2 separate regions of the Homo sapiens genome follow, and region 2 is linked to region 1. A link is a loop called in an ENCODE intact Hi-C map of the cell type or tissue named here. Cell type or tissue: mammary epithelial cell. All regions are shown on one strand. Each heading gives the region's core, and the rest is flanking DNA. Links, peaks and the distances in the headings are about the cores only. Region 1 overlaps NFIB-AS1 (NFIB antisense RNA 1). Region 2 overlaps NFIB (nuclear factor I B).

Region 1 (15,250 bases), core at 3,604-8,603:
GCCATGAGGTATAACTGACTGCTCACCTCAGAAACTAGATTTGGAGATTTTAGGAGAGAAAAACCCTCAGCGACTACATAATTATTCCCCAGGGCTGATCCCACTTAAAAATTCACCTGACTGTACAAGGGATGGCCCTAAATTTCAATGGAAACCCAACCATGTAGCCCCTTAGAGAGACCGTACTCTCAAATTGGTCTTTGTACCTATTTGTAGAAAAATGTTAGCCAGATTATAGCTGAAAACTCTGCTAATTCTGGGGAAGATTTTGGTCTTGTGCCTGGAACTATTGAAGCATATATTCACACCTACCACATGTAACACTTAGTAGCAGAATTTCCAGCACAATACTTTAGTACTTTATTTTTAAAAGAAACAGAGCAGAGACTGAAGCCCTGTTCACTCTGCAGCTTTCTTGCAGGAGGCTCCACAAAAGGTGGTGGTGAGGGAGGTTCTGTGCTCAAAAGAGCTATTTTTTTATTTTTAAAAGGAAAGGAGACACTAAAATCTTTGCTCACAATTAGGGAACTCATGATGCTGAAACATAACATTTGCACCTGCCTGTAGATTGAAAAAATAATGTCAAATTTGCAAGGCTCTGAGAAAATAGGGTGCGGTGTATTAGTGATTTAATCAATCCCAATCAACATTAGAGTTCAGACAACACCTTACAGACATCTTACTGTAACCCCTTTGGTTTTTAGAGAAGGAAGGGGAGGTTGGAACATTTTAAGTGATTTGCCCCAGATCAGCTCTCCACCTAAAATGCAGGTCTTTTCTTTCAGATGAGCGTACTTTCCACTGCACCAGGCTACTTCTAAACAGGCATTGTCCTGTCAGCCTCAATTGCATGCAAAAAAAAAAAAAAAAAAAGACAAAACCCCTCTCGCTCTCCACTAGAGTCTCTATTTGGACTCTAGAACGGACAAAGCAACGGCTATTTCAACTTCAACTCCCTTAGCAAATGGAAGAAAAGGCATCTGACCCGTGGACTCCTCCAGCTGGTCCCCGGGTCTCACCGCCTGCGGGTCTCCACGTCAGCTCGCAGGCATCGGCGGCCAGTCGGACACCAGGGGGCGCAGCAGCCTTTGTCCTGACAGGTATTGAAGAATGAAGCCAGACTGGGCCGTCAAGAAAAATCTGACTTCCCTCCTTTCAGTTTCTCTCATTGGAACCAGCCCACTCCCCAGCCCCCTTCATTCGCCTTAAAGCCATTTTCTGCTTCCTCCTCATGCTCAGATTCTCAGGGTGCAGGGATGCAGCAGTTCAGAGACCCCTCTCCAGGAGCTCCCCCGCTCTGCCAAGGACACCCTAGCAGTGGTCCACCATTTGTTCTCACTTGCAGGCCTCTGAACTCAGGATGTTTTTGGCTATTCTTCCTGAATGAAGAACCCTATAGAACAGGACCAGCTTCCCAGAAGAACTGTCACATCTATCCTCTAATATCCCTCCCCTTTCCACGCACAAAAACAATCACAAATTAAATAACATGTCTGGGAAGCTCACGCGGCCTGGACCTATCCCTCACCACCCTCTGTCTGCCCCTACAGTCTAAGGACAGCCTTTGGTAGTAGCTACCTACCCAAAGGGACAGGCTGCAGCACCTTCACCATACCTCTGCCATTCTCACCAACCCATGGTGCACCCCAAGCAGGATAACTGCCTCCTTGTAACCCCACCAGCTTGCCTCTGTGTGCCCTCCAGCAGAAAGAAATCCACTTGACCCTTGCCAAAGTCTCCTGATTCCAAAGATTCAGTAATAAATGAGCATCCTCTTCTACTTTAAGACATACTCCTAACCCTGCCCCTATAGACACAAACGGACACAATGCAAACCCTCAGATGTCAAAAACGTACTCTTTCACAAAGACTCCTGAAACTCCTCTGTTCCAGAGGGAAAGGCTACAGGGTCCTTCCTATGCAGGCCTTTGAAAAGCAGCTGTATGTTTACATAGAGAGATTCCAAGTTTACACAGTCCTTTCCCTGTCTGTTATTGGAGCCTCTCAACAACGCTGAGAGATAAGCAGTGAAATCTAAAGCTTAGAGGCTTGCCTCAGGACCAGACCTAGTACAGCGTAGAAACAGCACTGAGGGCCCGGGTGACAGAGCATGGAAACACTTGCTTGTCCAATTGCACCAAGGCCTGGAAGAAATGCAGCCACCATAGAAGATCATCAGATTACATACACTGAGGGAGCCTGTGGTCTCAGGAGCCAGGCAGGGGCAGGAGGAACAGTGCAAAAGAAGCGGTGATGTCAATTCTGACCCGACTCTTCTTTTTACCTGTGGCCTCGCTCACTTCTTTATTTCCACGTTCATCTTAGCTAATGTAGAGTACCGGGAAGTGCTGAGCCCGGAGACAGGTAGCCATGGTTTGTTATCTTGGTGGTGAGCCTCCCAACTCCACACTCATAAAATAATGATAACATCTATTATATATACAAATACATCACCAAAAAAAAATGAAAAAATCAGTGTAATTCCAGGAGACGGAGCAGGGTAGGAGACTTTTACTTTCATTTTATGCTGTTTTCTATTATTTGAAGTATCTGGATTTACGCATGTGTTCCTTTTATGATTTTATTTTTAAAATTTTATTGGGGTTAATGATGCTCTTTAGCGTTGCTGCAAAGATGACTTATGTAACATATCTGGCATGGTACGTGGTCTGGTGCACAGTTGATGCTCACTCAACAGTAGTTTATTGTTAGCTATATACTTCCGTCAGAACTGTGGGCAAATGGGACCTCAAATCAAGAGACCCGGGGTCTGTGGCACACTCTGCTCTCAGATCCATGTATGCCTTTTAGTAAGTCAAGTCCCTTGGAATCTATGTAAACATAGTAGCTGCTTTTCAAAGGCCTGCATAGGAAGGAATCTGTGCCTCAGTTTCTTTATCTGTAAAGCAATGAGACACAAGCCACTTGATTTGAAAAATGGTGAGAAGGACAGGACAACATGCTCACCACCCAAAATGCCTGAGATACCTTCTAAAATTCAGTCACAGTCTTTGCAAGGGAGGCTTCTTAAGTTTGAGTTCATCAGACAGAAACTCTTTCTAGGAGAAGTTGTCATCTAGGATAGACAGAAAGGGCTGGAGATAGCTGAATAAGTTCTAAAGCAAGTACAGAAATTAAATCAGGAAACAATGTGTGAACAGTATAGGGCCATCAGCGTAGGATGGGAGGTGAGAAAAGAAGGTTTGAGGTGTTCCTTGAGTGCAGTTGGCACCACGATCATTTCCTGACAGGGGAGATGCCCTTGGTAGGCAGAAGGGGTGTGATTCAAGGTCCAGGCATCCCTGGCCCGGACACAGCCAGCCCTAGCCCAGCTCCCTAGGATGAGAGTTCTGTATGGGGCACAGGGCTGGCGCTGTTGAGACCAGGCCTCCCTAGGCAGATCCAGGAGCAGAGCTGCCCTTTGGACAAATTACTTTCGGCAAAGTCAGAAGGAACCCACTGCCCAAGAGAATTGGGCTAAAGCACCTCTGAAGTTTCTTCCAGCATAAACTTTATCTTAACAACAACCAAAAAAAGTGGGGAGACTGGACCATAGGAGGTGCAGATGCCCAAACATGATCCTCTCCCTGCTTAGCAGCTAGTCTGGGGATACCTATTTTTTATGCACTCCAACTCCTGAAAACCAACTAAAGATTTGTTCCTGGAACACACAGCTGATTCATTTCCTACGCCACTCAGAACGGGAGATTTCCCTCCGAGTCTCCTTTGCCAAAGCTTGGCCTTTGGGGGATAGGAGGCAGGTAGTCTAGTGGGTAGAAAGGTCGCGACTTTCTTTTGCCCCGCGGTCTCCTTCCTATTTAAAGCAGCACCGCCTGTCGAAACAGCTTTGTGCCAATATTTGCAGGCAGGAAGATTTTCTGACATTGTAAGGGGGTTGTTGGAAGCAGATGGGAGGCCCTTTCCCAAGGCCATCGGCAGACCAGAAATTGGTTACACCCGCACCCAGGGAGGAATCCCTAGCCCCCACTCTCACGATCAGCGCCCATAAGGTATCTGCATTTACATTTTAAAAAGAAAGAGGAATTTTTTTTGTATCTCTGAATCATCTGGCAGCGCCTGATATTATACATCTCCCCCTAAAGCCCCTGTTGTCCCTCCCTAAAGAGGAGGTCGTGTTTTCAATTCTTGAGAGATCTGGAATAACGGTATCAGAGCATGCCAACAGCTAGAAGACCCCCAACTTCCCCCCCCACCCCACCCAGGTCTTTCGCCCTATAGGAATTGGGGGCAGCGGGGGTGGCGATTTGCAGCGAGGCAAGGGCAGGTAGCAACAACTCCGACTGATCTCCAGAGGCAAAACCAAACTAAACGTAGTTCCAACCATCATGTTTTAACAAAATCTGCATTCTGTGAAAGTCTGTTTTTTTCTTAGAGAAACGCCCTTCGTTTTTAATTTTGCGTCACTTTCGCAGGCTGCCCTGAATGCCTAACCACTTGTTAAAATGCCTCTGTGCTTTGCTTTTCCGTGTGGTTCTTTTCTGTGCCCGTTTGTATCTCTAATAAGCGGCATTGTTTATTATCCTTGGGTCGGGGCCCCTGGGACTGAACCGAAATAATACAGAGGCACCGAGGCTGAGCGCTGGAAAATACTCCGGGTTTCCCAGGCCCAGGAGGGTCCCCGGGGCCGCCAAACGACCCTCCTGGGGAAAGCCCACCCGTGCGTGCGTGCCTGGTGAAGGGCAAGTTTGCACGAGTTTTTCCAGGCAGGGAGAGATCATGGGCAATCCAAAGCCCAGATGAGTGGGTATAGAAAGGGGCACACGGGGAAGGGAAATGCCACTGTGGACCGGTAATGGGGGTGTGACTTAAGAGCCAATATTGACAGGATGACTTTTTTTAAGGGAGGCGGGGGACTGCCGCGCGGGAAGCGTTCTGAGCCGTCTTTTAGCTCGAAGTCTCAACTCTCATCCCTATGCAAGAAATTGTCACTAATAAATTCTTTTTTCCGCATAGCCCATCAGTCCTCGCTGTTAAAGCGAGTATCCTAAACAAGATGAGGCTAACTTCCCTCCTTCTCCGTAGTTACCTAATATTTGCCCACATTTCGTTTTCAGCTGGGTGCTTTGTGGCCGTAGGGAATGTAAGTGCATGCCCCAGGAAATAAAGTGCCGCTGTTCCCCAGCCACAGATCAAGTCTTTTCTTCCCTTTGGACCCCAAACGAGCCCTGCTTTGGGGCTCTCCAAAATTTCGCTGCTCCCAAAACGGAGTGGGGTTCGCTATCAAAAAGCAGAAACCCGCATGGGAAACATAACGCGGAATGCCTTTGGCGTCTCGGGGAAAATTTCCCGGTTGAACCCAGTCTACGCTTCCACACCCCCTAAATTTAATGTCGGGCGGGCTCCGTTGCAGAGTTTGCCCTAAAGAAGGTTGTTAAATACGTGCCATTCTCGGGACCGTGTGCTCCTCAAATGAGACTTCCAGCCCCAGGGCCCAGCCTGAACTGTCCTTCCCACAGGTTCGCATGCGAGACCAAACCCCCACCCCGCTAGCTTCCAAAAATTCTCCCAACAGGCTACAAAGACTGCTCAAATTGTCCTCGCTAGCTTCGCTCCCCCATTCAGTTAGATTGTTTAAAAATACAGAGATCTGTTTGCTCGCAAGAGCAGAGAGTGATTTCCCTCAAGCAACTCGTGCGAGAGCTTTAGGCAGCCCCTGGGTTGCAGCGAGTCCAAGCGTCGGTGGAGTTTTCCGAATTTCAAGAAGTAGTAAAGTGAATTTCGGTACAGGGAAAAGTGCCGGGTGTTGGAGCGCAAGGTGGGGGCGGGAGCCCAGGAAGCCGCCAGGAGGTTTTTTTGTTTTTAATGTTAGACACGCATGAAGGCGCAAGCTTCGTGGTTTCCGAACTTAGAGAATCGTGCCGAGTTTGGGCCCATCTCCGCAGCCAGGGGCCCAGCACAGAGCACAGGGGGCTGTTTCCAGTTTTCAAAGAGCGAGCAGAGGCGCGGGAGCAGCTCGCTAGGCACTGCCACATGCAGCTGACTGTCCGCTGCTCCCGGCTCTTCCGCCCTCTCTCTTCGCGTGGCACCCCCAGAGCCATCCCACTGCTGCCAGTATTGCGCAGAAGAAGAAGGGTTCCAGGCGGCAGAATCCCCCAACAGGTAGTTTCACCCGGGCGCTGGCCTGGCTTAAATATCAAAGGCTGGGCCGCCTGTGCCGTGCTAAACTGGAGCCGAAGCACTGACACCTAAAGAGTCTAGGAACGAAAGCTGCGTTCTGGGAGTCACTTTAAATAACCTTGTTTTCTCTCCACCCTCCAACTTCTCCCGAAATAGCGTGAGCCCTGCCGTTTGGAACGGCGCTCAGCGAGCCTAAATAAGCTGCTTCAGGCTGTAAACTCACAGCCAATTTGGGGTCTTTTTTTTTTTTCACCCCCGGTAGTTACTACAGAACCCAACTCGGCTTTAGAGCCATAGGTATTTATTTGGGAATTGGAAAATTCCCCTCAAAGCAAAAAAGGAAAAGGGTGCGCTGCAGTTGTATGATATAATTGAATTATGCCTTCCCCTGGCGCACAGTAAGGAAAAGCGGAATGCCAGTAGGTGTGTAGAATGGGCCGCGGCGGCCTCACGCCCCAGAGGGCGCACCACATTTCCTTCCCAGGGTGCAGGGAGAACTTGGGTTGGGCGACTTCGTTCCGCCCCCAGCATAAATGCCCAGGTTAGGGCATCACAAAAACCTAGTCCTGGGTGCTCTGTCGGATCGCTAGCACCAACGTCCCCGCCAAGGACCGCGAGCGCACGTGGTGCGCGGAGACCAGACACCGCGTGCGACGCGAAACTACGCGCGTCGCTCCAAAGCTCCCTGGCGCGCGCGCGCGCTCGGCCCTTGCTGGGCGGCGGGATACTGGGACCCTCGGCGAGAGAATCTAATCCCGCCTTGGCAGATAAGACTTGCCCTCTACCGCCCTGAGCCGTCGCCGGGTAGTGATTTCTGCACGGAAAAAAAACCGCGGAACTCCTGGCCCTGCCTTGTCTGTTTCCTAAGGAAATGTCTTTTACACTCCGCACAGTCACCCGACCCCCCAGTGCCTCTGGGACCTTGGGCGGACCTGACCGAAGAGACTTGGATCTTCAACCGCCTAGGGAGCTGGCCACTCCTTCCCTTCTCCCTTCTCCCCTCTCCCAATCGCACCCAGCTCACTCCCTCCACACCCGCCCCAGCACTGTTAGCTTGCCCTGAGCCTCCGCCACTAACTGCGCTACCTAAACTTTCCAAAGAAAAGTTTTCTCGCGCTTTGCCAGCTCAAGTTTGCCCCAGCTGGCGCTGGCAGGAGGAGAAAAGGAGTCCCTCTTCCCCCTCCACCTATCCTCCTCTCCCTCCCGTCCTCTCCCTCCCCTAGGAGTCCAAACCTTGAGGGTGGGAGCGCGCGGTGGTGGAGCCCCCGAAGGCACTGACTGTGCAGGGGACGGAGTTCGTTTCTCATCCCCCACTCTCAGTGCCTCGACCGTTCCCGCCCCCTCCTCCCCCACCTCGCTTTCGGCGGGGAACTGCGGGCTTGTAGTTTAGTTTTGTTCAAATTTATTTCTCTTTTTTAAGATTTTTTTTTTTTTTTTAAGATCCCACCCTTCCCAAGCCTCGCGCGTCTGCCTGCCTTCCAGCTCCCGGCGTGGAGCTCAGGAGACGCACCCTTCGCGCCGGGCGGGTTGTCTCCCGAGTGGGGGCCAGGGGCTCCCTGGCCGCGATTTCGCTGGCCTAGTTTCGTCTCCCTAGGAGACCTAGGTCCTGTTGTGAGGCTAATTCGTGCGGGAGCTCGGCCTCACAGTAAGTGCCTCTTACCCCACCCTCACCCGAAGCTGTCGATGCAGCGGGTTTAGGGGGATGTTTGCGAGACAGCAATAGGTAGCAGTTGATAGGAGACCCTGTTCTGACGTCTTCTTGAGTTCTTTACACATACAGGTAATTAGAGATAGAAAAGATCCCCCCCTCAAGGTTCTATAACTCCTTGCGCACCGCCAGGTGACCATCACAGAAACCGCCCCAAGCTAGTTAATTTGTGGCCTATTATGTTTTTATTTTGTCTAGGATTAACGAGATTTGAGATTTTGTAGCCAAATTTACTACCCCGGGGCTTCAACTTTCAAACCAGCAAGCCAACGGGAACGTTGTGGCGAAACTGGATCTCCTTCTGCGTTGCTGGGGCGCGTGCGGGGAATAGAAACGAAATCCGTCGCCGACGGTGTGGCGTGGACTGCTGGGCCTGGGGACGCTGGGCGGGCTTTTCTGAATCCCATCGGGTTGGGCTTGAAATCGGACTTGACCCTGCCAGGGTTGTGCTCTGCGCTTAGCCTAGATTTTTCCACTTGGCCAGACGGCTCCTATCACACGTGGCAGATGACGCCCGTCCGGAGCGACGTTCCCAGGGGCAAGCGGTTTCAGGATCACCTTTACCTTTAGCTCAGGTTACGGGGGGGGGGTGTCGGTTACCTCGTGTGACTGCGGATATGAAATCTCCACCCAGAGCAAAGATGGCTACAAATCCTCTCCCCTCCGCATGAACATCAGGAGACTTGACTCCGGCGCCCACCGCAAGTCTCTTTCCAGTGCTGGGGTGAACACGTGCCCCACGCGCCCCCCGCGCCCGCGGCGCGCCCCCCTTCCCGTGGCTTAGCACAGGTCCCGCTTCTACTGTGCGCGCCGGGGATCAGGGTCGTGCCTCCTCAGCCCACAGGCGAGGCCTCCCACCCGCTAGGCTGGTCCCTGTACCACTTGGCCCATGTTGCCACCATGGCGGTGTCAGAGAAAGCCCTGCGGAGGGTCAACCAGAAAGGCAGGAAGTTTCTAGGCTCCTCGAAATGGCACCCGAGGAGAAGCAAAACCGTGCAGCGACATTCGTGGAACCCCTAAGTCATCTTTGAAAGGCCGTTTGAAGAGGGAGGGGTGTGAGGGGAGAAAAATACAGGTGAGGGGGAGGATAAAGTTATGGGTGTAAGCCGCCTCGCTTCTTAACTCTTTACCTAACCACCTTCAAGTCTGAGCGGTTGACACACTGGGCTTTTAAGTACCAAACTCCACGGAGATGGGGCAGAGGAGAAGCACCCCCAAACCCGCAGAGCTAGCCGCTGCCCGCTCTCTCCAAATGTGGCAGCCGCACTTCGGAGCGCAGAAGCACGGCTCTGATTTGCGTTTGCTTCGAAGATAAAGGATCCCGTTCACAAAGGAACCCCTGCTTCCCTTTCCCTACTCCACTCCTCTGCACCTTTCGCATAGCCTCAGACCCTTTGATTGCATTTATTTATTTTTAAGCTCCGGTACCCTAGATTTCACTGGGAGATTTTAAGGCAAGAATGGAGAAAGATGGGATTAAGAAAAAGAGCTGGCTGTGTTCTAGGGCAAGGTTAGAGAGGAATTGAAAATCGAGGGTAGATGAATTTGGGGATGTTTTAAAATTTCATTTCCCACAGAAGCTACCTCCTTTGCACTAGAACCTATTTAAATTATTGGGACAGGAGGAAGCTAGGAGTCTCCGTGGGAACAAAAAGTTAAAGGCTTTGGAGATGCCCCTTTCTCTTACCTCTACTCAAATGAATAAAAAGCAGCTCTCCTTTCAATTTAGTGACTGTACCCTTCAACACGCTCACTTCCGCCGCGAAAGTGTGTTAATGGCCAGTTCCCCCAGGGAGGCCGAGCTCAGGAGAGTGGCCCAAGACGGACTCCCAGAACCCCTGGAGCTGGGCTTTTTATTCTCTAGGATGGATGCTGGGAAGGGCCGAAGGTGGAAGCTGCAGTGCCTAGGCTGTAGGGGTGTGGGAAGAATGCCCCAACCACCCCTCTTCCTTCAAAGCCCCTCTTCTGCTGGTTATTTAAACCCTCAAGATTGTATTTCTAATCTTGATGGCTATGTTGTTCTTTTTTGAAAGTAGCAATGTATGTTGGTAGTTCTTTTAGTATGTATGCCCTTCATTTGCTTTTGTTTGTAGTTACGGATTTTTTTTCTCCTTTTTGTCTTTCCTTTCTTTACCCTGCAGTCTTGGCAACCCTGTAGGAGGAGGTTCAGTGGGGAGGATGAAATCGACCCGTTTATTCTTGTTAATCACACACAAAACAGTATAAACACTGACTCTCAATTATTAATAGGATCCTTCTATTAAAAAAACCCAGTCATTTAGGTAGAACTGGTTAGGACTGAGAAATCGATAATACTGGTGAACTAGCTTATTCTGTCCCTTTAAGAAAAAATCCATAAAGCTCTTCCATCAGCCCAGTGTCTGGGAAAGAAGCAAACTAACTGCTTGGAACAAAAGAGACAAAGAGGCCAAACAACAAAACAAACAAACAACTCCCTCTACCCCCCCCTTCTGAGACAACAATAGACTAGACACAGCAAGTGCAGTTACTGCCTGGCCCGGCTGCTCCTGTCGACCTGCCAAGTCTCCCGCATTTGGCTGGAGACTTTCTCTCTCACCCCACTCTCGCACCCCCATCACCCCCCTCTCTCGGCCCTTTCTGTCTTTCTCTCTGTGTGACTCTCTCTGTGTGTGCCTCTCTTGGGGTCTGGCTATGTATGTGTGTGTCTGTCTCTGTTGTTTTTGCTTTCACTTGATGTCGCTCTGTCTCAGGCACCTTAGTGTTTCTCTCTCTCTCTCTCTCTCTCTCTCTTTCTCTCTCTCTCTCCCTCTCTTTAAAGGTCCTCAGCATATTAGCATACTCTGGCATTTATTTACTTATTTGCTAGGCCATTTCTGTAGCATCTCCTAACTGCCTCCTCAAAACTTCTGTTTCTTCCAGTTGTCACGGTGGCCTATTTTGTATTTTGTTTGCAGCACTCTCTGCCAGGAAGATGCTGAAGTCCATTTGCACTTCAGTTTTTAACCATTCTTCATGTTCAGTTCTTTGCTCTCTTTCTATAAGGTTTCTGGCACACTTCCCCCCCCGACCCCCCCTTGTCCCCAAGCAGCCCTTTCTCTGCTTCTTGGCACTGCTTGGGACTCTCATGCATGCCTGCCCTCTTTCTCTCACTCCCTCTCTCTTGTGGCCAGCCCCCTCCTCCCTGTCTCCCAATCCAGCCTTTTTCTTCCTTTTCCCTTCTCCACCAAACTTTAATAAAATACTGTACACACTTTTGCCTGGGGATTGCTTTTCTTTATAAAGTGAACCTAAACCTTTGTAAAGTGGGAAGGGAGGAAAGGCAAGAATCCAGACTGCAGCCAGCAGAGGCTGTAGCATGGAACCAGCATCCCTGCCAACAGCCACATCCCTTTCACACTTTTTTTTAATAAACCCTTTGTAATAGCAACTCCTTCTGAAGCATCTGTGTCTGCTACAGGGAAAACCTGGCCACGTCTCTCTACTGGGCTGCAAGGGTGAGGCTGAGTATCCAATAGGGAGGGCAGCTGCAGCCTCAGTCATAAGCACTCTCCCCCGCCCCAGCCCATTTCCACCTCCTCTTAGAGAAAAATGAGAAAGTAGGGGGTTCTCTGGCACCGGGGTAGAGGTCTTCAATTCCCCTTCAAGAGAAGTATAGCATGGTTACTTGAAACGAAACTTCTCCAAGGATGGTTGACTTACAGTAACAGGGGAAATTTCAACTGTCAGAAGATTGTGGGAAAAACAGGACTAAACTGTTTATCTAAAGCAGATCTGAGAATTCCCACAGTCAGGTGGTACAGGGTTGGCAAAATGGTGGCATCCCCTCGCCACCCACTCCCCTACCCCCCCGGCCATGCTCACTAGGCAACAGAAACAGGACAAATTATTTCCGTTGGCCTCACCCCCTTTTCTTTCCCTCCTTTCTTTAATAATATACAGACAAAAACATATGAAAACAACATAAGGGGCAACTCTGAAGGGAGAAAACTCATTTAGTCTGAGAAGAGTATGAAAAACAGAAATAGGAAATGTACCCTCATTGTTTGGTTGCTTGGTGATAAGGGCAGTATGAAGAAGCATCGATGTTATAAAACACACATATGCACATGCATATACACATGTGTATATGGATGCATATTTAGTTGGTAGTGACAACTTGTCAAGAGAGGAAGGGAGGAGTTTTAAAATCAGACACACATGGTTTGAATATAATTGGCCACTTATTAGCTAGGTGACTATGTGTAGCCCGCTACACCTTCCTCACAGTTGGGGTTCTCTTTAGAACTAAGTGGCATTGCATATATGAAAAAGCCAAAAGTAATGTCTGGCATGCAGCCTGGGTTCAATAAACGAGCCTTCCTTCCCTCTTTTTCTTTCTTCCTCCCTATTTCTTTTTTCTCTTCTTTCCTTTCTTCCTTCTTTCCTTCCCTTCCCTCCTCCCTGCCTCCCGTCTTCCTTCCTTCCTTCCTTCCTTCTCATTTCACTGGCTTTTCCCCTGATCTTTCCAAAGGTGTAAGCAAAGGGAATTCATGCCACTTGCCCCAGTTTTCAGTTCCTAAGGGAAACTTTGTTGCTCCTTGAGTCCCAGTAATGAAACACTGCAGACCCTATAGTAGTCTACTCTTTCTAAGCCAAATGCTGCCTGAAATAATTTGTTCTTGGGTGGGATTATTTGGCTCCATTATTCTACCCCCTTATCTAGGTTCTTTATTTTCAAATGGTTAATGAGAGAGACCCTTACCCATAATCCAGCCATGTATACGTTTTCACAGGCCCAGAGAGCTTTTGCTCTCGGGGACATATTAAAAATTGCCCCATGGCCAAAAAGCTTAAGAAGGGAGAAACAGAAAAGAGTATGTTCCAATGAACTATTGTCCTGACCCACAACTTCCCAATTGGGAATGCTGTTTTCTTGGTATTTTGACCTTGTCAAAATGACTGATTTTTTTTTTTTTTTTTCCTCCCGAGGAGTCACTCTCTAGCTAAGCAATGTTTCTTGAGTGGGATTTTGGGCTGAGACATCAGTGCATCTGGAAGCACTCACTGATGGAGATGCCTGTCCTAGCCCGACTGTTGCTGAGATTCCCTCTCTTTCTTTGTCTTCCCCAGAAGCAGAACCAGGTTGTAACAGCAACTGGCAAGCCCGTGAGCCATGGATGAGCCCCCAGCTTCAATTGGTGGGAGAGTGAACACATAAAAAATGTTCCCACCTCAGACTTCCTTTTTCCATGGGTCTTATTGTCTATTCTACAGATACCCCATTTCCACATTTCACTGGCTTCCTGTCCTATTTTCCTGTTTTATCGGAGCCTTGGCAACCAGTGAGCGGCACTGACACTGGAGTCTGTGCTGGGGAGGTGGCCAGTCCCTCACAGTCCCTTCCCAGCACTTCTGATCCTTCTCTTTGCTTGTCTTACTACCTACCTGTTTTCATTGAGGGCCTCTGCTACTTATGACATAGATGTGGAAACCTGTTTCATCTTTCTCCCTCCTTGGGCATTCCAGTTTCCATGTGGCTCCTTTCTGTAAACTACAAAGAGAGCTGTCCATCCTTCCTGGAAGCACCCCTTCTCATTGCAGATTTCAACTCCCACGCACCAGGTACCCATGGGCAGTCCACAACCTGCACAACCAAGCACGGGTACTCTAAATTCCCCAGTTCTGACAGCTGTGAGTGCTGGTGAGCACTTAGTCATTTAGGGATGTTTCCCTCAAATGGAAAAGACCACAACGTGTGATGCCAGAAGACTAGCAGATTCTGAAGCCTTCCAAAGCCCTGTCTTGCATTCTTCTTGGGCTCTTGTCCAGGAAGAAGCTGGAGACTGTGTTTCTTTATCTTGTCTTTGACCTACATTCCTCATCTACTAAGGCTTCATTGGCATACCAATGGCAGACAGGTATTTGTTACTGCAATGGGTACAACGAGTATTAACGTATAAATAAGAACCACTACCGCCACCGCCCACCCGCTCCCACCCAACCCCGACACTGGTCAGTCCTCTGTTCTTTCCATGACTTTACTTCTAGTAGGCCAGTTTTTATACTAAGTCAGTAACTCATTTCCGGACCACCTGAGAGGTAGCCCTACTCTTAAGTTGGCACAACTGCCTACAGAGCAAAAGTTAAGTTTGGAAAAAATGCCAGGCATAAATACCACCACCAGATTAATAGATTCCAAACCACATCATTCTGAGCTGGCAATGTAATTCACATTCTGCACAACGAAAAGGTTTGAAGAGCAGCCAGTTTCCTGTTCGAGAGAAAAGTTTGCTTCTACTTGCTAAGTTACAGCCATTCTGTATGAACCCCTTCTATAGAACAAGAAACTTCTCAGTTTAGGAGTCTTTGGAAAAACATTTTATCCTCTGAGTTGGCTCCCAACCCCACTGCACATTAGAATCATCTGGGGAGCTTTAAAAAGTTACCAGTGCCTGGGCTTCTCCTCAATCCAATTAAATTAGAATTGCTACGAGTGTGGTGTGGGCATCGGTATTCTTTTTTACAAGTTCCCCTGGGCGATTCTAATGTTTAGCTAGGGTTGAGAACTCTAATTTATAGTTTAAGAGAATAGTGCCTCTTGGTGAAGAACGCCCATTCTTTTACTAAGTATGCAATGAACTCCTATTATTGGAGACAGTTTGCTGAAGACACAAAGATGAAGTCGGTAGGCACTGGGCTCCTTAAGTTAAAATGTGGTAGGAAAATGCTAATGCGCAGATCAGAACCTCTAGAAGCAAGATTGAGTGCTTCTAAGTTCTTACAAACAGCACAGGACTGAAAGTTAGAGCCCCACTTTACAATTCAGGTTCTGTCACTAACTAGAAAGGTGAACTTTGGACAACTCACTTGACCTCTTTGGGCCTCAGTCTGGTCATCTGTAAGAAGAAGTGGCTGGACTGAAAACTCTATATACTCCAGCCTTACGGTGCATTCCTAAATTCTTAGAAACCCATAAGCTTAGCCAGGCAATTACCAAATACTTTGGGAGGCTGGCTCACTTACTCCTGCATGCCACTGACGACTGTCTTTCTGATGTTTTACCAAATCCCTTTCCAAAACCCCAAGTATCAGGGTGTTAATTTTTAAATAATCCTGGGCTCCCTTAATTCTCTCCCCTAGTCTCTTACAAATTAGCAGATGAAGAGAATGGAGTAGTGGTAATGTCTATGAGCAGTGGGTAATGACTAACAGAAGTTTATCCAGTTGGATAAATGTCTAGTGGATTGCTGCTGGGGTCAGTGTTAGTTCTGGTCTTAATTAACATCTTCATTAATAGTGTGGGAGAGGGAATAAACAATAGCTAATGATATTTGCAGATGGTAGTAAATTTAGAGGTGTTGCTACTACCAGTGAGAGCAGCAAGAGCCATGGGGATATCAGAGATGTGAACAAGAAGTGATTATAATGATGTTTGTTCTGGAA
Region 2 (15,250 bases), core at 5,393-10,392, 110 kb after region 1:
CTGAAGGCTCAGAGGAGGACACAATGCAGGGTTGATTAGGAAGGACTTCAGCAGAGTGAAATTAAACTTGATATCCCAGGGTAAATGGGATTTTGCAGGGTGAAGGGCAGAGAGGCATTTTGGTGGCTGGCTGGAGCACAGTCCTGTATGAAGGTGTAGTGACTTCCTGTACCTAAGACAAAGGGATGTGGAGAGCAGTGGGAGCTTCCTCCCATCTAATGGGTCGGAGTTTAGAATACCAGTGCCTTGCCAATGCAAGGTATTGGATTTTATCCTAGAGGCAGTGGAAAGCCCTTGAAGGTCTTATGGAAAAGGGAAAGTGTTAAAATTAGGTCTGGGTTTTAGACTGGCGAGTTTTAAGTGTAAACATGTTGATTAGAGAGCTTAGAGTCTAACCCACGCTGTCCCTGATATCTAGAATGCCTTTTCCTCTCTAATTCTCAGGAATTAGAGAGGAAAACCACACATTCCTGTTCATTGCACACATTTGTGCAACCACACATTCCTGTTCATTCTTCAAAACACTCCTCTAGAGTGATGGATATTTACAGTAAACTCATTTCTGACCTGTCTAGATGGAATAATCACTCCCTCCTCTGTCCCACTTTTATAATTTATGTGTACTTATTATTATTATCATTTTTCGAGACAGAGTCTCGCTCTGTCACCCAGGCTGGGGTGCAGTGGTGCGATCTCGGCTCACTGCAATGTCTGCCTCCCGGGTTCAAGCGATTCTCGTGCCTCAGCCTCCCAAGTAGCTGGGATTACAGATGTGCATTACAACGCCCTGCTGATTTTTCTATTTTTGGTAGAAATGGGGTTTTGCCATGTTGGCCAGGTTGGTCTTGAACTCCTGATCTCAAGTAATCCACCTGCCTTTGCCTCCCAAAGTGCTGGGATTACAGTCGTGAGCCACTGAGCCCGGCCATGTGTACTTATTATTGCTTGTATGACATTATAGTATAATCATGTGTTTACGTATCTCTCCCACTACTTGAAGAACCTTGAGAGCAAAAGGGTTGCATTTTTTTTGTTGCCGTTGGTTTTTTTTTTCTGTTTTGTTTTGTTCTGTCCTGGTTTGCATTCAGAGTATATGGTGCTTGGCATATCTTAGGTGTTCTTGTTTGTTGAACATAACCAAGCTAAGACTTCTGTGAAAGTCAGGAGAGCAGCAAGAAGGACATAGGAAAGCTTGTACTGGTAGGAATAGAAAGAAGGAGGCATATTATTATGGATGTAGGGAGAAGGAGTTGGGTGTGACTGTGATGTTTCTAATTTCGTCACCTGGGTAAATGTTAGTTTCCTTAACAGAGGCAGTGGAAGAACCACTGAGTTTGGAGGTGAGTTGTTCAGTTTTTTTCTTCTAGGTTGGGTAGGCATGACCCAAGTGTTGATGTCTGACAGGCAAATGAAAATACAGGTCTGAATTTAGCTGTTGTTATCCCAAACCTTTGAAGCCAAAGTTTGATTGAGGTTGCAGAGGGTGATAAAGAGAACCAGGGGAATGCTGACTTTTAGAAGAATTGGAGTTAATACAGGAGAATGATAGTGAGAAGTCAGATAAGTAGGAGGAGAATCCGGACACCCCAATGTCATGGAATCAGAGATGAGAAATTAGGCACATGCTGCACTAATCTAGGCTGATGTATGGCCAGAGACTTTTATCATGAAAGTACTGTGTAATAATAATAACAGTAGCAAGAACAACAATAATAGTATTTACTATTTTTTTAGTACTTATTGTGTTCCAGGCATTTTGCTCAATGTTTTTTCTACATATCCCATTTGTTTCAAACTTTGAGCCTATTATCTTTGTTTAAATAGATATACAAATTCAAATTCAGAGAGGTCAGTAATTTGTCTAAGGCCAACGGCTAATAAGTATTGGAACTGGGCATGGTTTGTGAACTTTGATATGCTGCAAAGTTACTAAGCAGTTATTTTATTTTTTGGTGGGGATCTGTCTATGGAGATTGTGGAGATTAAAGTTATCGGTAAAGCTTACTATACTCATTCCCATTAGCTCAGAAGAAATGTAATTCTTTCCTGCTTACATGGATGAGAAAGTATGTGGGTAAGTTTCATTCATTTTGAATGTCTCTCATTTAATCAGCAGATTCAGAATGTATTAGTGACTCCAATATATCTGACTGCACTGGTATATGGTATATATTTTAACTTTGTTTTCTACTATAAGGTCATTTAAAAACCATTCTGACCTATCATTTCCTCTACAAATTTCTTATGCTTATGTTGTACAAACTGAATTTTTATATAATAGAGAGGATTATTTAAATAGGAAAGAGAATCCTGAATATCTTTAAGCACTTACTTTGTTTAGTGCTTCTATGTGGAGTTGCATGCTTAAAAGAGACATACACAATAGCCATTCTTGAAAATATTTGCTCATAATTGCTACACCCTTATGGATGTGTTTTCATATATAATTCAGGAAAGAAAAATTATTGCGTATGATAGATTAGTATTACCACATAATAGTACTGATTTGTGTGTCCTATTTTAGTGCATTGCTAATTCTCACGTGATAACTACAGTATACGGTAATTTCCATGAAACCAGACAGTTTAATTCTGCTACCAATGTCATTTTAATGCAGTTGCAGCCATATCTGTGGCTTCAGCTAGCCCTTGTGCAGGAAACCCTCCAGCAGCAAGGATCCTGGCTTGAGCTCACTCAGTCATTTTACTCCCACATGATGTCATGCAGCTTAGGGTTTCCTGGTCTTTGAGTGGATGAACATTTCTGCCTTTTAGGCTATCTGAGACGAGGTTGGGATTTCTTAGGACGAACTTTTACGAAGAAAAATGCTGAGAAAAAAATGAAATACAATAAGATACCATAAAAAAATGGATGAGCACAGGTTTTTGTTTTTGTACTTTTTTTTTAAAAAATACCCAATTAGGTAAATCTAACCATAGGTTGACTTTCTGGCTGGACTTGAAAACTCATTTATTTCCAGTTTGTCTTCCCTCATGAAACACAATAAAACAAAACAATTCCACCCCCAAACCTGCTCCTCTTCTAGATTCTCAAGGGACTTAGGAATCGGGGTAGAAGAAAATGGTCAAGACAGCCCACCTGATTTATTTCTCTTACTTATCCAGATTTGTTTTGGAATCACATGCCAGCTTCTCCACCTTCAAATGCCTTATGATGCAGAATATTATATATTTTTTGAGAAGGTAATATAAGTTGCTTTTTCTTCTCTTTCAAATAATTAGTTATCTTTTTTCCACTTCATATGCTAGAAGTAAAACAATAAAGAAACCTCTGGGAATTTTCATTAAGTGATTGGTTTTCATATATTCTGTCTTTCTAAGGAGGGAGGGAAGGAATGTCATTTAAATTTTTAAACTCTAGTCTTGATGACTAAAATGTTCTCAAACTTGGTTAAATCAGCTATCTCTTTACATAACTATTGGATTTCTTTCAGGGGGCTGTTTCCTTACCGACATACTGTACAAATAAATGCAGTTTAATATAGATATATCTTGATGTGTTTAGATTTGGTAAACCCTCTTATCTTTCAAACATGCATCATTTATTTAAAATGCATAGGCATATGTTCAGAACAAAGTTATTTTCAGTACATATATATTCATTAGCCTGTGTGTGAAAGTACATTTCAAATCACAACCATTTCAATATTTGTTTTTCTTTCCAAACTTTCTTTTCTCTCCATCTTGGTTTAATTGAACCCTAGACCTGAACTCTTTAAAGCATTCCTATGGAGCCAGGGTACATTTGAATGTCTTTGACTGATATAAAATAATTGCTTTGTTGATCATATACCCATGCATGATAAGATATGCATAAGAAGAAATCTGGTACAGAAGTATAAATAATACTTATCTTTAAGCCAGCATCTGTCATCTGCTTCAGCAGACAGTGCTTGCTTTCTTCCTAGCACAAAAAGGCCTGAAAGATTTATGGAGCAGCTTTGTTTGTGCTCTGTGATGCTTAATCAATTTTTATTAAATTCTAAAGTAAAACTTGGCTTTCACTTCAGTGACATCTCTGATGTATAGAACAAGGGGAGAGATCATGATGCCCTGAAAAAGTTAGGCATGGGTGATCTAAATCCCCAATCTGTTTCTTCCTGCAGGACTTCTTGCAATAACTTTTGTAAGTCTGAAGGAATCCTTGTAGGTTTGCAATGGAAAAAGCAAATACAGCCCAAACTTTAGACTTTTCAAACTTCTAGAGAGTGGATATTTGTAATTTGTTTTTTAATACTCATGCATATTTCCATATGTGGGAAAAAACACATAAATTCTTTCAATGTGCAGATAATGTGCTCATTTTGCATTCAGAATCATCTGAAAAATAAAGACTCACTAGTTATGTTTACAGAGAATCTTAAAACTTTTGGTAATTGAGGTTTAACATATTAAATATCTGATAGACATGTGGACTCTGTCGCCTTTTGCTGGCTGGTTTGCCTTATAGGCTTAACTTCTGGAATTTTTTTTGCCTTTTCAAACAAATTCTTCTGGTTGAATATCAGCATATGGTAGGAGGCTCACTCTGAGACAGGATAATTTATAAATGACCATTTCTTGTCTTGTGATCTTATGTATATAAAGAATCTAGAGTCATGAGTCAAATTGGGATTTTTGTTCAGGAAAAAGGTTAAAAAATTAGACATACAATTGGCTTTCTTTGATTCTGTGTCTATAAGGAGAGGAAGAATGGGATTTAATTTAAAATATATTTCTGCATTGAATACTGATATTTCTGTTTTTGAATTTGCTTTTTTTTAACATCTGGTACACACCAGACTAACCTGTACATATTATTCCTTTGGAAGCATATGGTTGTGGGCCCTGATCCAAAAGTAGCTTATGTATCTACATTTCAGAGTGTAAAGTTTCTTGAAGAAAGGTGGGGAGGGAACAACTATGAGATATGTTGTTAATTATTGTTTATTTTCTAGGAAATATGGCAAGCTGTAAACTTAAGATGACAATATCTGTTTTTTTTTGAATTATGTAATATGCTACTTTGGAGAAAGTCGATTAAAGAAAAATTTGGAAGCCAATTCTTACGTGCCCTAGGAAAATTAATAATTCATGCAGCTACTTCTGTCCTATCAGTCATCTTTTCACTGCCACATTTATACTTATGTATTATGAACTGCTGTTTTTTTAGTTATAAATGCCACAGGTAGATATGGATGTTGATACTGATATAGTCTATTTATCTACTTATTACCTAAACCTTGATGCATATTCTTGTATTTACTTAGCCTTGGTAATGGCCTGGTCCGTTATGCATACATAACTATTGAGGCAGTTTTTGAGGTTCTGGAATTATTCAAAAGACCTGGCCAGAAATGGTTAAATGGCAGGTAATTGCCGAATACATTTGCCCCTCATTTGCCTAAAAGGTATTCGGTGCCTGAGTGTATTCTTGCCATGTGCTTTCTTTCTCAGCTGCGGCTGATTCAGAAAGACCCATTGGAATTACTGTGAGAGTAGAGAAGAAACCCTGAATTACCAAAATGAAGACAGCCCTGCTCAACTTGATATGCAAATAAGCTTTGAGGATACAGTTTAGTTGGTCCTGGCTTTCTAACCTCAGAGCTCCATCTTACGCTGTCACTTGCCAATGCTACTTCATTGTGATACTTGCAGCCTACAAAGCTAGAGAGTTTGTCTGCTTTCTGTGGAGTAATTTTGAGTAGATGAACTGAGGCTTGGGAGAGTTTGCCAAATGAGGTGGTGATGATGGCTAAAGAGACTTGGACTTAGGGAGTGCTTTCTGGCAGAAGTACAACGCAGACGGTATCATGTTTTTGACCATGGTACTTTAGACATGCTGCCAAGTGTTTGTAACGAGATAGGGCTGTTACTATACTTTGCTTTTAACTTTACTTTTGCATACAGTACATCGTTCTTGTTTTATAAACTGTGTCGCATACTTTTTGTACCTCTATAAACAAGTGAAGCTGTTGAGTTTTTGGATAAAGTTTGAAGCAGTCTTGTGTTGCTTCTTCTTTGCTTTATGCTCCAAGTTGAGAGCTGAATAGTAAGATCTTTTTTCACACCATTTATAATGCGATGCACATTTTGAAGGCAATTTAAATTCTTTTGGCTCCCCAGCCATATGCTTCAAAATGGAAGCATTATGCATGTCTGAATAGGGGACTAGGTAGGAAATTGGAGTATAAAGATATATGGCAGGATATATAGTAGGGTAATATTATCTATTGAGAGAGAGGGAGAGAAAGAGAGAGGGAGAGAGGGAGAGATGGGGACAGAGAGATTAATTTCACTCTCTAGGAATTTTTCCAAACTTTAGGCCCAATTTTGCTGAAGAAAATTTAAAATGTTTCCATAGGCTACACAGGAACTTTTATGTATGCAATTTATATATTTAATGAAATTTTGGAACTTGACCAGTGTATTATTTGAGAAATTGGCAATATAGTCAAGAGTAATGGACTTTAAGGTATAATTTTTAATGGAAGGACAAAACTAATATAAGTGGAAACCATATTCCTCTTCTTTTATTACATTTTTTACTCATTCCTTTTTATGATTTTATTTCTCTTCATCCTCACCATCCCCTCTAAATTTTCTTCAGTTTGTTTCTACATTGGAAAAGTGAAATGTAATGTTCTCTTTAACATATAAACTCTTGCACTCTCTCCCTCTGGAGGGTATCTTTCACTGTTTTCATAATTTATTCTGCTGGGTAGAAAACCCCAGATTCCTCCAATATTCTGAAAATAATTTGTACTTTTTGTAGATAGAAATTTCCTGTTTCGAAGCTTCTCTCATTATAATCGTGTAAGGTTCTTGTGGTTATGCCTCATTGATCACATGGATATCATTATAAAATAATTTGGCTCATATTTGGATTTATATGTTTATGTATCTTTAAGTTAGAACAGAGATTCCTTTCTCATTCTTATTTAAATGTTGTTTTCTTATCTTTTCTCTTTCTGTTTTCCTTCATAGATAATAAGTGACTTGTAGTATTAGATCATACACAACTGGTAGTTTCTTCTGTAACTTTCATCAGAAATGAGTATTGTGTCTATCCAGGAGTTCCTGCACTTTTTCCTGAAGGAAACAGTTTGTATGTTAAGTATACCTCTAAACCTTATTCATTTGAAGTAATAGTCTTAGAACATATACACATGCCATTTTCCTCTTTTCCTCTCTACACCGTGGATTTGGAAATTATGGAAGCTTTTTACAAAAAGACCTAATGGGATTTATGTGTTATTTTCTTTGTGACCATTGTGTGAAAACAGTTTTCAAAGTTAAGTTACTGTTCTCCTGTGTAACATTGTGAATACAAAATACTACAAACCTTTTTGGTTAAATGATGGAGGAGAATCAATTTGTTCTTTAGGACAAATTTCTTAATTTTAGTTTCTTAGAATCCCTATGTAATGGGCATATTACCGACTGCTCTTGCAGAATCAAATGTAACTCCTTTTCCTATTATAAACTATATTGTATAACATAACAGCTTTTGAATAATTATCATGTGATGTACTTTCACCATCAGTTGACCTTATGCTGTTTAGGAGACACCAGGGAGTCCTGGGAATTAGGAAACAAAACAGAGAAGGGAAGAAAAAAAAGCAGGAACTGAATTTCCTTCATTCATTCATTTATTTTTGAGAAGGGTGGAGAAGCCCACAGATTTATATCTCGGTTGGGTGAAATTGTGTTACTGTTTATCTGTACCTTTTTCCCCCTGTGGCAAGAGACGTGGAGAATAGACACTCACTCCCAAAGATACCAAGTTCCAAAGCACTGAGTCATGAGTCCACAATGAAATACTAGGATGCAGCCATTTCCTACCTTTGTTTGGAAATGAACTGATTGGACCAGGCGGATGTAAGCCCTCAGCTGCAGGGCTTTACAGAAGGAAATGCTTTTGGTCTCTCTTAGGTACTCGATGCTGTTCTGTAACTTCTTTGTATTTGACTGAAACAACCAATGTGAAAATGTTTCCTAGACTATATAAAATTCAGCGCATGCACCCTTCTGTCTGTTTGTGCACATATACTTTTTATGTGATGGTAGGGAAAGCATCAACTGCTTTTAATGCAGTGAATTTTTAATGTAACCTTACGTATTAAACTCTTCACAAGACTGTCTCTCTTGAGTAGTCTCATTTATATTTGTAGCCCCTACTTTTAGTGGTGACTTCCAGGTGCTGTGTGATCTGACCCTTGCCTCCCTCTCCCCAGTGAGTCACTCTGCCTGCCCTTTCAGTAGCAGCAATACTACCATCCCTCCAGTACAGCTGAGCCTCAGGCACTTTGCTCTGTCTGTCCTTTCTGCTGGGAACCGTTTTTTTCTCAGATGATCGTAGGTAGGGCTTGCTCCCTTACCTCATTCAGAGGAAGACTTAAATTACATGTGCCCCCAAAATCTCCTACCACTCCAGCTACCACTCTCTTCTTCCCAGGTCTTTTTCTCCTTACCCTGCTGTACTCTTTGCCCCATAGCTACCTCACATATTTCATATTCATTTGTTTCTTGGTTTACTGTTTCTTACCCCTCCTAGACCGTAAGCCTCATGTGGGTTAGGACTTTGATAATCTGCTGTTTTGCCCAGAACCCAGAATATGGTAGAATACACACACACACACACACACACACACACACACACACACACACACACACTGTTATACCTAGCAGGGTGAGGAGCTTACACACACACACACACACACACACACACACACACACACACACACACACACACTGTTATACCTAGCAGGGTGAGGAGCTTGGTAGATCAATAATAAATGTTTATTGAATAAGAAACAATGTAGATCGGCAAGAGATGTTGCTGACCTCTTATATTGGGCTATTTGGGAGTTATTTAACTTTTGGATGCCTCAGCTTTCCCATCTGGTATGTGGGGACGAGATTTTGCATACCTTGGAAGCATGTTGGGAAGTCTGATTAATAATGAGTAGTAATCATGAGCAGTGAAAAGATCAGACACCAGCTCTGTTTAATGAGAAGGTACATAGACATAATGAAGAGCTTTTGTGCTCAGTGGGCAATGGTATATCTTAGGTGGCCAAGCTTTTCCCTGTGTGTGCTGGCCTTCGGCACTTTTTGGGTGTTAGGGATTTTGATGATCTTCTGAAGATGGATGAGAAGAGGGCTAAGAATGGCTAAAGCTTGGAGAATAATTTGGGGAGTCACAGTAAATCAATAGGATGAGATAGATGAAAGAAATTGGCTCTAAAGAGAGCATTGGAAGTTTTAGATTGTCATATTTACCACCTTCAGTTCTCAGACCTGATAGTTTTCAGTGACGTAGCCTTTTAGGAATTTCAGAAGTGTGATTTTACCTTGAATTTATTAGGGCTAAATTCAATTGTTTATGTTTATGCAGTTCATAATTTTGCAGTTTAGTTTGTGTGGGTTAGTGGCCCTACTGTTCAACTGGATGGCAAATCTGTGCTAGGAGGATACCATATGCACAAGTATTTTCTTAAATAATGTTGGCGTTTGCCACTGGTGTTAGGGGAAGAAGAAAAAAAAATGAGAGCAATTCTGGAAGCCCTCCAGTAAGGGGTTAGGAAAGAACTTAGGGACAAATGCTCCTACTTGGAACACAACACCAAATAGTGGCTTTTTTGTGTTTTTATTTTTTTTTTTTTAAAGAGAAGCCAAAATTAAACACAGTAGAGTTTACTGTTTGCTAATCAGCATGTGTTTACTTTCTCTTCCAAAACTGAAGTTGCCAACCAATACATTTCCTACCCAGTGCTATGAATCTGTCCAAATAAACATGGGAAGTAGTGAAACAATGACACCACATGAAAAATATATCCTTATTCATTAAATAGAATCCAAAAAATTCTCTGGAATTTAATTGTAGCAATGACGTGAGGACTGTCTGGTCTATTAAGAGAGGATAGTGACTTCCCTCTTCAGTTAGTCCAGCACGGATGAGTGTGATCTTAAGTGGCTCTACAATTCCACATGCATCGTCCTAAATCTAGATACATGAAAATGGATCATTTCCTATCAACCCCTCACTCACACCCGTGGACTCTAGGGCATTTGTGGTAGAGTTTTATGGTAATTACAAACATAAGCAGCTTGTCAGAATTCAAATAATCAATTTTAATTTCTGTCTCAATCACTAAAGATTACTGACCACTATGATGAAATTAAGGAGTGCTTTCTCTGGAGATTGCAAACACAAGGGCAGAGAGAAGTTAGAAGCTTCTATTTTGTGGTCAGTTTTGAAAAATACAGTCAAAAGCAGTAGCCATAATCAACATTATAGAGAACCTTAAATTCATAAAGATGCCAATTTAGCTATTAGTGGGCAGTTCCATATAAAACTGGTAGCTATAATGCGTACACATGTCTTTGTTAAGGGGCTTTGTTGTAGGAATGGAAGATGAGGGTATAGTGATTATTGTGTTATGATCAATGCTATTATTTAAATATGTCTTTAAAAAATATCCTGTACACTCTTGATACTGGAGCCCAGCCTCTTGTCTTCCATCAAAATCTGCTTTTAGGAAATAATGCAATATCAGGCATTGATTCTTTATTGTGAGTTTAAATACATAATGGTGAGCTTGCAGTAGTAATTGTGTTAAAAACCCAGTGGGTAAAGTTTCATAGTTAAAGTTCAAGCCTTGGGGATAAGTGGTGTTTCTGATAAGGACAAGCATTCCTTCTGACAAAACTCTTACTGCCCAGGTTACTATTTTTTTCTTTCTTGTACATATCAGGTCCTAGTGATGCTTCTGGACGAGCCTCAAAACAAAAGGTTGTTCATTCTTTGAAGGTGATTTAGCACCTAATTGTAATTCAGCAGTACGTGAAGATTAGAGTTGTTCTATCTACAGCAGTACAACAGTGCTTTTTTTAAAAATAAGAAATAAATTAACTGAACAACTGTGCTTCGTAATTCTTGGACTTAGGTAAGTGACATATAACCAAATAAGAGTTGTGTATAAAACCAAGATGATAGCCCATGAAAACCCAAAGGGATCTTTTAGGGTGAGATAGTATATGTCAAAGTTGTCAGGCAAACTGTATAAACTTGGTTGTTGCCTTTATTATCTATTCTAATCATTTACAGATAAGGAAGCTGAGGCCTTCAGCACTAAGGTCTCACACAGGCTTTTACAGCTGGTGAGGAACAAGGTCGGGGCTGGCAATACTGGGAGTTCCTAAACACAAAAGGCATTCTCCTCTATCAGTTTGCCTCCCAAGTTTTAAATGATGTCCTTTGAACATCAGATCGCCTTTATCAAAAAATTTTTAAGCCTGAATTTTAAAGGAATGAGATGGAGTGAATTAGTGTGAAGTCTTTTTTTCTGAGCTTGGTGTTTATTCTTTATTTTGTTTTCAATCGTATAACATTTTCTGTAATGTCCCATTTGAGTAAAGTTATCATTATCCTCTATAGGCATATACTTATTAAGTACCTACCAGTTGTGAAACCCTAAATAGTTAAGATTGCCACATTTGAACTGCAAGAATAATGAATGATTTAAAAGTCTAAAAGATTTGGTTATTCAACATTTGTTCAAAAAGACCAAATGAGCATATGTGAAGCTATTTTTTTTTGTCCCCTGGTTGATCCAGTGATTTCACCTCACTATTGTTATTCTGATCCTCTTGGATCTGGTTTTTAAAAACGTATGTTGAAATAGTTAAAACATACCCAAAAAAAAAACCAAAAAAAAAATTTCAACGAACAAATGCCAGCACCACCAAGTTTAAGAATGTTTAATAAAATTTTAGTTAAATTGATGTAAATTAAATTAAAAATATGCTAGTTTTACAAAGCATAACTAACAAAATGTTAAAAAAAAGAGTAGACCAAGTGCAGTGGCTCACACCTGTAATCACAGCACTTTGGGAGGCCGAGGTGGGCAGAGGTCAAGAGTTTGAGACCAGCCTGGTCAATATGGTGAAACCCTGTCTCTACTAAAAATACAAAAATTAGCTGGGCGTGGTGGTGCGTGCCTGTAATCCCAGCTACTCAGGAGGCTAAGGAAGGAGAGTTGCTTGAACGCGGAAGGTGGAGGTTGCAGTGAGCCGAGATCCCGCCACTGCACTCAAGCCTGGGCAACAGAGCAAGACTCCATTAAGAAAAAAAAAAAAAGAGTAATGATAATATACCTACATGCCTCCTCTTATCAATCTCATTCCTTCTTATCCTACTACACCATGAGGTAGCTTCTCTCTTAAATGTGGTGATTTTTGTTCTAGTACTTTTATTGCATGTACTTCTGTTGCAGATGGGTTTGTGATCTGGTTTTTGATGCTGAGAATGCTAATCTCTCTCTGCCATCCAATCTAGAGAGTAATCCTCTGACATTTTACCTTAGGATAATTTCTCCTAGGTTTGACTGTTCAATAAGTCACAGGACTGCAGGCTTCAATCCTGGATTTTCCAAGAGTCACAGAAGTTAGCTCTAAGTCTCCTTTCCTTGACATGTAACACAATAAAACAATGCCCTTGACTCCTGTTTTGCTAATTATAATTGATAGGTGCTTTCTATAAGTAAAGCATCTATAAGTAAGATGTTATATAAATTAAACAAAAATTTTCCTTTTGAATATTGGAATGAGTGCTGATGGTGACAAAACTGCCCTCAGAGTTATTATTTCAGATCAAAATTGATAGACTAGAATTAAGCTACAATATTTCAGCTCAGACTACTAGTTAATTTTGTCTTTGTACATATGCTCACCTTTCAATATTTGTAGTTTGCAAACAGTTATTAAAGAATAATAGCAAAACAAGTCTGGGCCCAGTGGTTCACGCCTGTAATCCCAGCACTTTGGGAGGCTGAGGCGAGTGGATCACCTGAGGTCAGGAGTTTGAGACCAGCCTGGCCAACATGGCAAAACCCGGTCTCTACTACAAAATACAAAAATTAGCTGGGCGTGGTGGCCTGGGCCTGTAATCCCAGCTACTTGAGAGGCTGAGGCAAGAGAATTTGCTTGAACCTGGGAGGTGGAGGTTGCAGTGAGCCGAGATCGCACCACTATACTCCAGCCTGGGCGACAGAGTGAGACTCCATCTTAAAAAAAAAAAAAAAAAAAAAAAAGAATAATAGCAAAAGAGCTAAATACTGGGTGTCAGACTTCACCAAAGCTCTTTATGGTTAAATTGTTAGATGTTTTTCCTGAAAATTTTTAGGATCACTTTCTGAGAAATTCCTTCACATCTGAAAATTTCAGCTTCCAGTTTCTCATGAAGGGATATAAATAGTTTAACTATTACTTACATTTGGAAATAAAATATTTAAGGCAATATTTGTGTGATTTTGCATTTTCAACACAACGTACTATCTTTATGGCTAAACTACATGTCTGTAAGAGATCTTTTGAAGAGCAGTAATGACATCAATTGTTTAGGAGGTACCACGAGTTAAACTTTCTGTTCTTTGCCTTGGTTTTCTTAAAAAGTGGTGACTTTTTGCTCTATCCTATCAAGAGCAAGTGCAGCATGTGTTAGAAGAAGGAGGAAGCCAGAGGCAGACCCGCCCTCTTGACCTGTCCCACTGAGCATGCCAGTTTGCTAGATGGGCCCTGGCCACTGTGGACTCTGCTTTAGAGACCTCTGCAAATAGGTGGTGGGCACTCCTGATTTCTTTGATTATAGACTAGGATAGTTACAGACTATAGTACATAGGCAAAACAATTGAAATAAACATTTAAATAAAATAAGTTAAATAGTTCAACTCATTATAAGAACTTGCTACACTTTAGGATTCTGTAAATCACTTAAGAGTCATAGAAAAATATAAGGATTCTGCTCCTTAAATTTCTCATTTGAAAGTTTCCAAGGTGAAAAGAATTCTTAGAAAAGAATTTAACACTGACGCTGATCCTTAGCCCTCTAATACTTTAAAATGGACTTCCAGACTTCGTTTCTCACACCTGGCAACCTTTAGTCTTCCTGTCTCCCTTGTCTTAACAAGTTCCATGATGTGAAGTAAATCTGATGGCTTTTGTTTATTTAATTTTTGCTTTCCTTGAGCAGGTAGGTGGTGTGTCAGTAGCTGAGTATCTTCTTTCCTGGTGGCAAATGATTTAGAAGAATCCAGGACCACTGTGCATTTGGTGCGTTTTGCAGCAGGAAGACAGGCACACACGGAGTTAAGCCCATGGCTGCTCTGTGTTAACTGAACATTCCCAGTGTGACGGGGTCGTAATCCCTAAGCAGATGCTTTACGGGGTCTCATTATTGTCCAGAAGTGGCTCTTGTATGAGAAAAAGCAGCCATGCAGAAAAGGCACAAACACTATTGACTTGCCCACCATGGCATACGTTTTTTTCTTCCTAACATCCATGAACCCATTTCATTCTTACCTAGCCATGGTGTCGCTCCTTCCCTCGCTACACCTTTAACTCATTAAAAATCAAAAACAGAACAACAACAAAAAACTAGAGTAAAATCATACTGTTCCATACTGATAAGAGACTGCGATTTACCTTAGGATCTTTTGAGTGTGGTGTTGTTGGCGAAGACCTTGTTTCTTTCCCAAGTCTTTCAGCCACACTGTGGCCTTTCAAAACCTTTAAGTCCTGTAATAGTATATTTTGTGAAGAAGGGGAAAAATGAGATTTTTTTCCTCCTTGCTTTTGTTAACCCATTCTTGTTTTAGACTCCAACAAAAAGGGTTTTTGTTAACTGGAGCTTAAAATCGGCCAGCTTGCAAAGTATTCTCTCTTTTTATGCAAGGAGGATTAGCTTGACATGTTATGCAGTTCTCTTGTAGGAGCCATTCACGTGTCCTGTCATAAGGTGTATAATTACTGCACTTCACCATCAGCAATCATTCTTAAGTTAAAACCTGTTTTAAACCTCTCATTAATATAAATCATACCAGCAAGGTAGAAAATATACCTTCAAAAAGAACGAACTGTTAGGGAGTTAATCTGTTCTTTTCATAATAGACCTGGAGTAAATAATTTTTACTTAGCACTTTTCTTTCTATGCAATCAAAATAGTTTGTGATAAAAGATCTGGTACCCGGGATTGCATAAATGTGCAGTGTTTTATTCAGGCAGGATTGGGCTTCCTGCTTGGTGCCAGCCTCGTTTTCCCTCTGTCACCCTTGAACAGTGAAGTGTGTAATCCTCCATTCTTTTACAGTCAGCCCTCTGACAGGACTGCCTCTCTCTCCCTCTCTCTGCCTTTCCTTGTCTCTCTCCCTCTCTCTGTCTCTCTCACACATACTTGCTCATACAGATAA

The links. Hi-C counts contacts between places; a loop is a spot of excess contacts. Peaks named below come from ENCODE experiments on the same cell type or tissue, not always from the same donor. Only the 100,000 strongest peaks of a DNase experiment are listed, where the experiment ranks them.
Region 2: it touches region 1 in a loop (2.1-fold over the local background); 3 of 110 quality-filtered maps call a loop at or near these places.

What each region holds. Positions count from the first base shown.
Region 1 is chr9:14,339,477-14,354,726 of GRCh38, reverse strand. All of the region lies in intron 1 of NFIB-AS1 (NFIB antisense RNA 1), which reads right to left. It also overlaps a transcript of NFIB not described here. Among named protein-coding and RNA genes, the nearest start is that of NFIB-AS1, 30 kb to the right of the region's middle. RefSeq lists an enhancer at 5,426-5,925. In mammary epithelial cell, for the core only: a CTCF peak has its summit at 6,594; DNase peaks (open chromatin) are centred at 6,136, 6,676 and 7,086; H3K4me3 peaks cover 3,989 bases; H3K27ac peaks cover 2,410 bases; H3K27me3 peaks cover 236 bases.
Region 2 is chr9:14,231,268-14,246,517 of GRCh38, reverse strand. All of the region lies in intron 2 of NFIB (nuclear factor I B), which reads left to right. Among named protein-coding and RNA genes, the nearest start is that of NFIB, 75 kb to the left of the region's middle. RefSeq lists an enhancer at 7,593-8,354. In mammary epithelial cell, for the core only: no CTCF peak of the experiment used is centred there; DNase peaks (open chromatin) are centred at 7,807 and 8,287; H3K27ac peaks cover 3,034 bases.